2 separate regions of the Homo sapiens genome follow, and region 2 is linked to region 1. The links are chromatin contacts, found by Hi-C in ENCODE. All regions are on one chromosome and are shown on one strand. Each heading gives the region's core, a stretch centred on a gene start or an enhancer-like site at or near the end of the contact. The rest is flanking DNA. Distances are from core to core; before and after follow the strand shown. Region 1 holds the start of GULP1 (GULP PTB domain containing engulfment adaptor 1). Region 2 holds the start of COL3A1 (collagen type III alpha 1 chain).

What was found. Hi-C counts contacts between places; a loop is a spot of excess contacts on that map. Pooled maps may share reads with other maps.
Region 2: a loop to region 1 is called in a map of tibial artery, with 11 times the contacts of the local background. The contact joins the promoter of COL3A1 here to the promoter of GULP1 in region 1. A Hi-C loop is called at or near these places in 8 of 168 maps with a recorded cell type or tissue (IMR-90, aorta, ascending aorta and 5 more) and 14 of 50 pooled maps.

Annotation. Positions count from the first base shown.
Region 1 is chr2:188,290,220-188,293,910 of GRCh38, reverse strand. GULP1 (GULP PTB domain containing engulfment adaptor 1) reads right to left here and starts at 2,037. Exons shown (of 12, transcript NM_016315.4): 1 at 1,745-2,037. RefSeq lists an enhancer at 1-185.
Region 2 is chr2:188,972,703-188,976,873 of GRCh38, reverse strand. It overlaps COL3A1 (collagen type III alpha 1 chain), which reads right to left and starts at 2,501. Exons shown (of 51, transcript NM_000090.4): 1 at 2,306-2,501. The coding sequence starts at 2,384. The region is part of intron 1 of LOC105373791 (a long non-coding RNA gene); the gene reads left to right.

The DNA.
Region 1 (3,691 bases), core at 788-3,287:
TTGTTTAAACCCCAAGTGCAACCGACAGCCCCTTTCCAATTAGCCCCTGCAACTTGCCCAGTCTCTTTCATGCCTGGCTACTGAGCTCAGTCTAGTTTGGCTGCCGGCCAGGTTCCTCTCTTTTTTTCCTTGTCAGTCGTAAAAACTTGGAAAACACTCCTGGACAGCTCAAGGAGACCTTTAATTATGCAGTGGGGCAGTACCTTAGCCTGTCTGCTGTTTCCAGCAAAGCCTGTAGTCACCAGCGACTGCACTCTCCCAATTTGTGGGTTTTCCAGCCAAGGCTACTTGTTCATATGGGGGGAAAAGGGAAAGACTGGCAGAGAAAGGGAGCAATTTGCAAATTTGAAGAATTTCCAATTCCTCTGAAAGTTTTCCACTTCCTCACATTCACTCTGTCTAATAATCTCCCTTACTTTAGCACCTAATCACCCATTTTGTAATACAGACACAAAATCATCAGTATTGTCTCCTGCTAGTCCTAGAAATCAGTCATGACTTGAACATTCTCCGTAACTTTTTATTCTCAAATGTTGGTGTAACGTATTTTAAAAGCAGGCACAAAATAAATTTATTAAATCCTTCCTAATTGACTGCATTACACTTTGTCAAACTTGCAGATTGAAATAGTGCATGTAAAATGTCTGATTGCAAATGAGTAAGGCGAGCTCAGTTGGGAAACACTACTAGGACCTAGGGAGGGGTACCTTGACTGCCAGCCCTCACTTACTTGGAGTTTGCCCAGCGTACCAAGTGGACCCGCCAAGCCCAACACCAGCTAAGTCTTCCTTACTCTACCTTGGCACGCTAGTTCCAGCTGCAGCGTCCAGCTTCCTGTTCAAGTCCCATTCAACATCGTAAACACATTCCAAGAAAACCAGCCTGCCCAGAGTTCCCTCCCGCACACAGGGAAGTCAGCGCGGCAGCCGCAGGAGCCTCAGAATAGAGAGAACTGCCTGCTCCGGATTCTGATCCGTGTGGCGAGTGAGGCCACGAGAAGGTGGACCCGGCCAAGCGAATTTAGCAGTCGGAGCGAGAACCCAAGGGCTCATCACCCCCGCCGCGCCTTGCGCCCTCCAGAAGAAGCTACTTGACCCGCGCAGCAGAAGGGTAACCATGTGGACGCCGCCCCTTCCTTTGGGCCCTCCCAGCTCTGAGCTTTAAAGTATCCGCGGCCCGGCCTCGGAGCTTCGCGCCTCCCCACCCCCATGCCCACATTCTCTCCCAGCGCCAACAAAAGGGAGGCTGCCCTGGAAGTTCGCTCCTGGGTCGCCTCGCTGTGACCCGACGATGACTTGCCTGCTCAGCCCAGTCTGATCCACGCACCCTCAGCCGGACGGATCCACGGTTTCCCCACCGCCTCCCTCCAGTTCCTGCTCACCGGCCCCCCGCCGCCGGACCAAAGTTACCACAAAAGGCTAAGGAGGTTTCTGGAGCCCGGAGACCGCTGCGTCCCCGACCTCGCTGGACTCCCCCAGTCATTTCTCAAGCGCTGCCATAGCAGGCGTCAACAGGTCTTAGCCTCCTTTAGTGCTGGACGACTCCCTGAGCATTTAGCTGTCCTAATTTTTTACAACCTGCTGGCCAGCGGCTACGCGCAGCCCCGCGCCCTCCTTCCCGGGCACTGGTGGCCGGAGCTGTCCACCCCCACCGCCCCTCGGGATATCAGCTTCTAAGCGATTCCACGCTACCTGGAGGGAGCCTGGGTTCGCAGCCAGGGAAGAGCCTAGATAAATCTCCGTACCTCACTGAGAGAGGCAGTCGGGTCAGGCTTCGGGCAGGGGCGTGGAGAGCTGCCGGTTCCTCCGAGCCTGGCGATCTCCACTCCGGCACGGCCGGGGCGCCGTCTCCGAGGCCGAGAGGGAAAGTTTCTCTACGCCAACACGGCGCTGGACTCGGGACCCTCCAGCTTCGGTCCCCTCCCTCTTCGCGCTCTCTCCCCCCTCCCTCCTCTTCCTAATCCGCCGAATCCAAAACTGGCGCTGGCGGCAGCTGGGACGCGGGGCTGGGGACTCCGGGTCGCTCCCGGCCGGGAACGCCGGGCTCCCCCTCTCGGTGAGAAGGAAACTCTAGCCGACTCCGGCTTGCGCACTTCTGGCGGTCTCCTTGGACATTTCCACACGGGACGCCTGTGTTCAAGCTCGCTGACTTTCCTTCTTTAATCTCTGATGGTCGTTATCTGTGGGCCCACTGGACTATCTCGCGCGTGCACGCGGAACCGGAGGTGGGTGGAGGGTGGAATGAGAGAGAAACCCATCCGCAGAAGGAGGGGCCCTACCTTACTCAGTCTTCAGCCCGGACAGAAGCAAAACCACAGGCCCCCTCTCCCACCCCACTCGCGCCGCGTTTCCTTTCCAGCCTCTTCCCTGAGACACTAGATCAGGACCATTTGCCTTTTCTTATCTCTGTGTGTTTCCTAACACAATTTTAAAACACCTCTGAGGCTTCATAGAGGGGTAAAGTGTCAAAAGAAATACACGAATAAGAGTAAAACGTGCCGTCTTCACAGCCTTTATCAAGAAAGCAGCCACAGTTGCTGCTGCTCTGGCCGCACCTCAGCGGACTGGTTTGTCCTCATTGGTTTGTCCTCATTTGTTTTTTAACTCGGCCTTAATCTCTGGACTTTGTTATGCCTTAAAACAGACACACACATACACACACTTGAAAATTGCCTTAACCCCCAGATCATACTCATTTGTTCCATTCAGATGTTTACCTCGGAATTAAGGACTTCTGTATAGGATTTGAGAGAAAACACAACAGCCCATTCTTACTGACCTTTGGTAAAGTTCTGCGTGGGAAAGGGAGCAAGAAGGAGTATCCTTATATAAGAAGTTCTTCAAGGATGAGAGGACCTTTACTAAAATTTTTTCTGCTGCTCAGAATTTAGTTTACTAAATTTTAGTTTGAGTGTGAAAATAGATGAGAAAAGGAAAAAGGCATTTTGCAAAGCTAGCAGTTATAATGTATTACAGTGGATCCAGGGCTTAGAGTCAGACAGGCCAGATTCCATTCCAAACTCCATCTTTACGCTTTCTGTGCCTACCAATTATAACTGTCAACAGGAATTCTATAATCTAGCTCACGGAGTCACAGTCACATTTACAGGAGTTAAAATAGAGTTGTGATAGGCGCAGAGAAAATACTCAATAAATATTTGGTTCTTATATCCCACCATGTTTTACTGTAATTAGGAGAGAGGGTGGTGCTAGAAATTTTCCCCCAAAGACCCTGTAACTGAATCAGTTTTCTTCTCCTTAATGCTTTTTCCATTTAAAAAGGCATCATTTCACAATTTTTGAAATGGAAACTATGTTTACAGATTAACTAGTTCCAGCTGAACTCCCTTATTTTAAATACAAGGTAACTGAAGTCTAGGGCTCTTAAGTGACTTTCCCCAAATCTCATGGTTTGGAGGTACTAAAGCTAATATCAGAAATCAGTCCTCATAATAACTTGGCTGGGGTCCTCTTTTAACTGTTTTTCTCTTTATCACAATAGTCAAGCACACATAAAAATAATTATATTAAAAATATTAATCTCAGGACAAATGCTAGTTTTTTTCTGTAAATAACTCTTAAGCAATTAATTTATGAACAATCATTAAAAATTAAATAATGTCATTTAGATGATCACTTGGTATCAATGTGATTATAAAAATAAAACAAATGGTAGTCCAGTATTTAGGAAT
Region 2 (4,171 bases), core at 1,252-3,751, 680 kb before region 1:
GTCAGCCACTAGGTGACGCATCTTTGTACTTAAAACTTGGCATGTTTATAATCTACAGGAAATATAAAACAGACTATGTTTCTCCATTGGTGGATTAAAACACATGAATTAAATACAATGTTCACAAATTTGTAAGACGACCAAAATTCTTTTTGAGGACTTGTTTGTATCCAGAAAATGCCTGTGAGTGAACTAGAAGTGAGTGTTCATTAGAGCTGTGCCGTCTCTGAAGTTATGAGGGCATATATAAGAAACCCCACCCCAGAACTTTATGACAGCTCTCAGTGTGCTGTATATTCAGATACCTCCTGTAACTTTTCCAAAGCTTATCTAATAGCAGAATTTCCTTGTAAAACCCACAGGGAACATAAGATGTACTGTCTTAAGTCACTTCAACTTTACTTTTACTCATGACAAAAAAAATAGGCTGAACAGTTCTCTTTCAACTCTTTTTGAGCTTAAGAACACACAAACACATATCAGCAAAATTTTATACTTATTGATTATTTTTTGCATCTAAAGAGAAAGAGGGAAATAAACAGAACTTAATGTGATGTCAAGGTACTGTAAGTGGCAAACACCCCCCCACTAAAGTTGGATTGGGAAGAAAAATAGCCACAGTGCTTATAAAAAGCTTGCAACCACGAGGCAACTACAAATATGTTGCAATTTTTTGAGCTAAAACCCCTAAGTTTGTAGTCTTTTCAATAAATGGTTGGTGGGGGATAGTAGTCATTTGGTATCCTAAAAAAGGACTGTGAGTTGTAGCATCTCCTGGGAAGAGCAGGATAGGGAGGAAAAGGGGAGAGGAATGAGAAAGGAAGAAGGATTGAGAGTTCAGGGGAAAGAAAGGGTGAGGAGGCAAGGAGAGAGAGAACTAAAAAAAAGAAATGGAGGCATAAGGAGGCCACATGGGGAGTAGGGAGGGAGTAACAGGCAGGGAAGACAGAGGAGGAGAGAGGAGTAGATATGGGCTTGCCTAGGAAGGGGTGGGGTGATGAGTGAAGAGAAGTCTAAAGGAGCCAAAAGGGGTGGAGAGAGATAAGGAGGAGGGCAAAGCGAAGGAGAGGAGGGGTAAGGAGGAGAGGAAATTAAGGGAACAAGGAAAATGGGTGTTTCTTTTCTTTTGTGTCCATGGGCTGAATATAACTGAAGACATTTCATTGTATATCTACCCCTCCCCTCATACACACATTTACATGTATTAGCTATGAGGACAACAAATACATTTGATATTACAAACAAAAACCAAATTTTCATGCAGTGTCCTTTGCAAAATCTATATGTTTAAATGTAACCATGTTTAGTTATGTGCAATAAAAATTGTCTAATAATTTCTCCTAGCTATCTTTACATTTAGCACTTAAATATTTATTTCTATGGAAGTTTGTATTCCAATTTGTTCAGCATTTTCATGACTATGGTAAATAAAAGAATATTTTCACATAAATAATGAGACAAATGTGTTTTTAGGGGAAATTAGAATATGAAAAACATTACATGCAATTATTAGAAAATATAGCAAAACAGCTTTCTGAAGTCAAACAGTACTAGTATCTTTACCTTGTTTGCAGCAAAGTCAAACCTCCTGTTGAAACATTTTAAAAAATATTTTCTTCATTAATGCGAATGTGGTTAAAACGTAGAATATGTGGAAAATATTAGTCCCTTAATATCAAGCTACTAGAAAAGATGAATTAATCAATCATTCTTGAAACAAAATAAAAACAGGAATAATAAAATATTTTAGCAGTTTGATCCCTTTGAAGAATGTTTATAGGTATCTTGTAGCCATTTTACAGAAATATATTCAATGATTCTGATAATGCGTAGAATCTTCCTTTAGACTGTTCTTAATCCATGATATTTGAAAGGCATTCTTATTCAGAAAACAATGCTCAATATTCTAACCTTACAAAGAATCCAGCAGACAAAGAGGAACATAAAATTATTGCAAGAGACCAATAACTTCCAGACTGCCTGGGGAAGTATTCCAAGATGTTAACAATCCAGGAGGGAAAAATTTTAAAGCCATTTTTAAAAGTTTCCAGTGCCTTTAACATGAAAACAAGTTAGTACAAGAACATCTTATCTTAACCACAGAACTCTTAAAAACACACATAACGCGATTATTTTTCAAGTAATGTAAAAAGCACAGCCATGGTCAGTTCAACGTTTCACAATCTGGAGCTTATAGAGGAAATTATCTTGAATCAGGCAACTGATTTTCCCCTTTACACCCCTCTTTGTGAGGAGAAGAAAGACAAAAATCCCATAAAGTTTCTTGAAATCAGTACCTACTCACCTTCCTGTTGTGCCAAAATAATAGTGGGATGAAGCAGAGCGAGAAGTAGCCAGCTCCCCTTTTGCACAAAGCTCATCATGTCTAAATATCAGACATGAGACTCTTTGTGCAAAAAGGAGAAAAGAAAAGCAGTTCAAAGTAGCACCATCAAGTTGTTCCCTGCCCTTCAGCACCGGGCCCGTCATAAAACTCAGCCACTGAGATTCCTTTGCTTTGGCCTTAAATAGGAAAAAGTTTGGCTTCCCTCACTTTCCAGCCCCTTTCTGAAATATGAGAGCCGCACCCATCCCCTCAGCAGTAAAAGAAATGATAAATATTTCTTTTTCCCTTATAGAAGACACAACCCACAGTAAGAAAAAGAGCACATCTGGAGTTTGTATGCATCTGCTTATGTAAAAGTTTTTTTACATATTTCACTCTTACATATATGTTTGTATAACTTAGGAACGTATAGAAATGCTCTGCCTTGTTTTAATACATACAATGTAAATGCATACATTTTTATTTCCCCTTATGAAGTTAACAACTGCATAATTTTGAAAAACTGCTTGATGCCCATTTATCTAGTATGTCTAATTTACAGAACTGATCTTCCTAGAAGATTTTTATGTTGGGATTTTGCCAGAAGTAATCCTAACTCAATTTAAATAGGAGACTGTAAGAGACTCACGGAAAGAAATGCCACCGTATGCCCCTTCGACTCATCCACCCACCCTGGGTCCTAGAAGTTAAGTTTCAGGCAAATATCAAAAGACAAAGTATTTCAGCAATGTTTGAATGGCTTCCTAAAAGTTAGATACTTATCTATAGCTGTTTCCATTTCTCACAAATTTCTTTAGCAAGCCAGAGTGCTTTCTTGTGAGATTTCCAATTTTTATGCTGCCTGGGAAAGACAGAGCAGATTTTTCTAGAGAAAAATTCAGCCTTTTCATGACATAACTTTTTAGGAAACTGGAAGAGAAAGAGTTTATCACATAGAATAGCAAAAGAGTACCAGAGAAAGTGGTCATTTTTTCTGCATTACTCTAAAGATTAGTATAAATATTTCTAATTTAGACTTTTATGTGTATACTTTCCAGATCCTCATCCACAAAACTTTCCAATGTATTTCTGGATCTATCTAAGCAGTAATTTTTGTGTCATATTTGAAAGAGGGGCAAATACCATTTATAGGTCTTTGATAAATCTCTGCAGGAAAAATATGCTTGTCCACAGTATAAGGCTATATCTGGCAATGGAGATATCTCTTTACACCCTAATCATCAGTTCATAGTTAGTTCATCTATCTCTATAATCTACGGTGGACATTTCAATTCTAATCAAGGTCACTTGAACTAATTTTCTTCACCTTCACCTAAACATGTCCGTCTCTATGCCTGTGCACATAAAATTCTCCCCATTTCACACCAATTAATGGAAGTCACTTCCTTATGCCTCAATGCAAAACTTTCCTCCTTAAGTAAATTACCTCCTTTAAACTAATTTTCATCTTTCTCTTTCTTCTAATTTGTGTTACTAAATTTTCACTCAACTCATGTCATATGTATATTCCCAGGTGTACATGAATCCTGTAAGCATGGACAGTGGCAAACTTGCTTTCTTGTTTCTTGCATCTTTTTTTTTTTTTTTTTTGCGACGGGGTCGCCCTCTCTCGCCCAGGCTAGACTGCAGTGGCGCAATCTCGGCTCACGGCAAGCTCCGCCTCCCGGGTTCACGCCATTCTCCTGCCTCAGCCTCCCGAGTAGCTGGGACTACAGGCGCCCGCCACTACGCCTGGTTAATTTTTTGTATTTTTAGTAGAGACGGGGTTTCACCGTGTTAGTCAGGATGGTCTTGATGTCCTGACCTCGTGATCCGCCCGCCTCG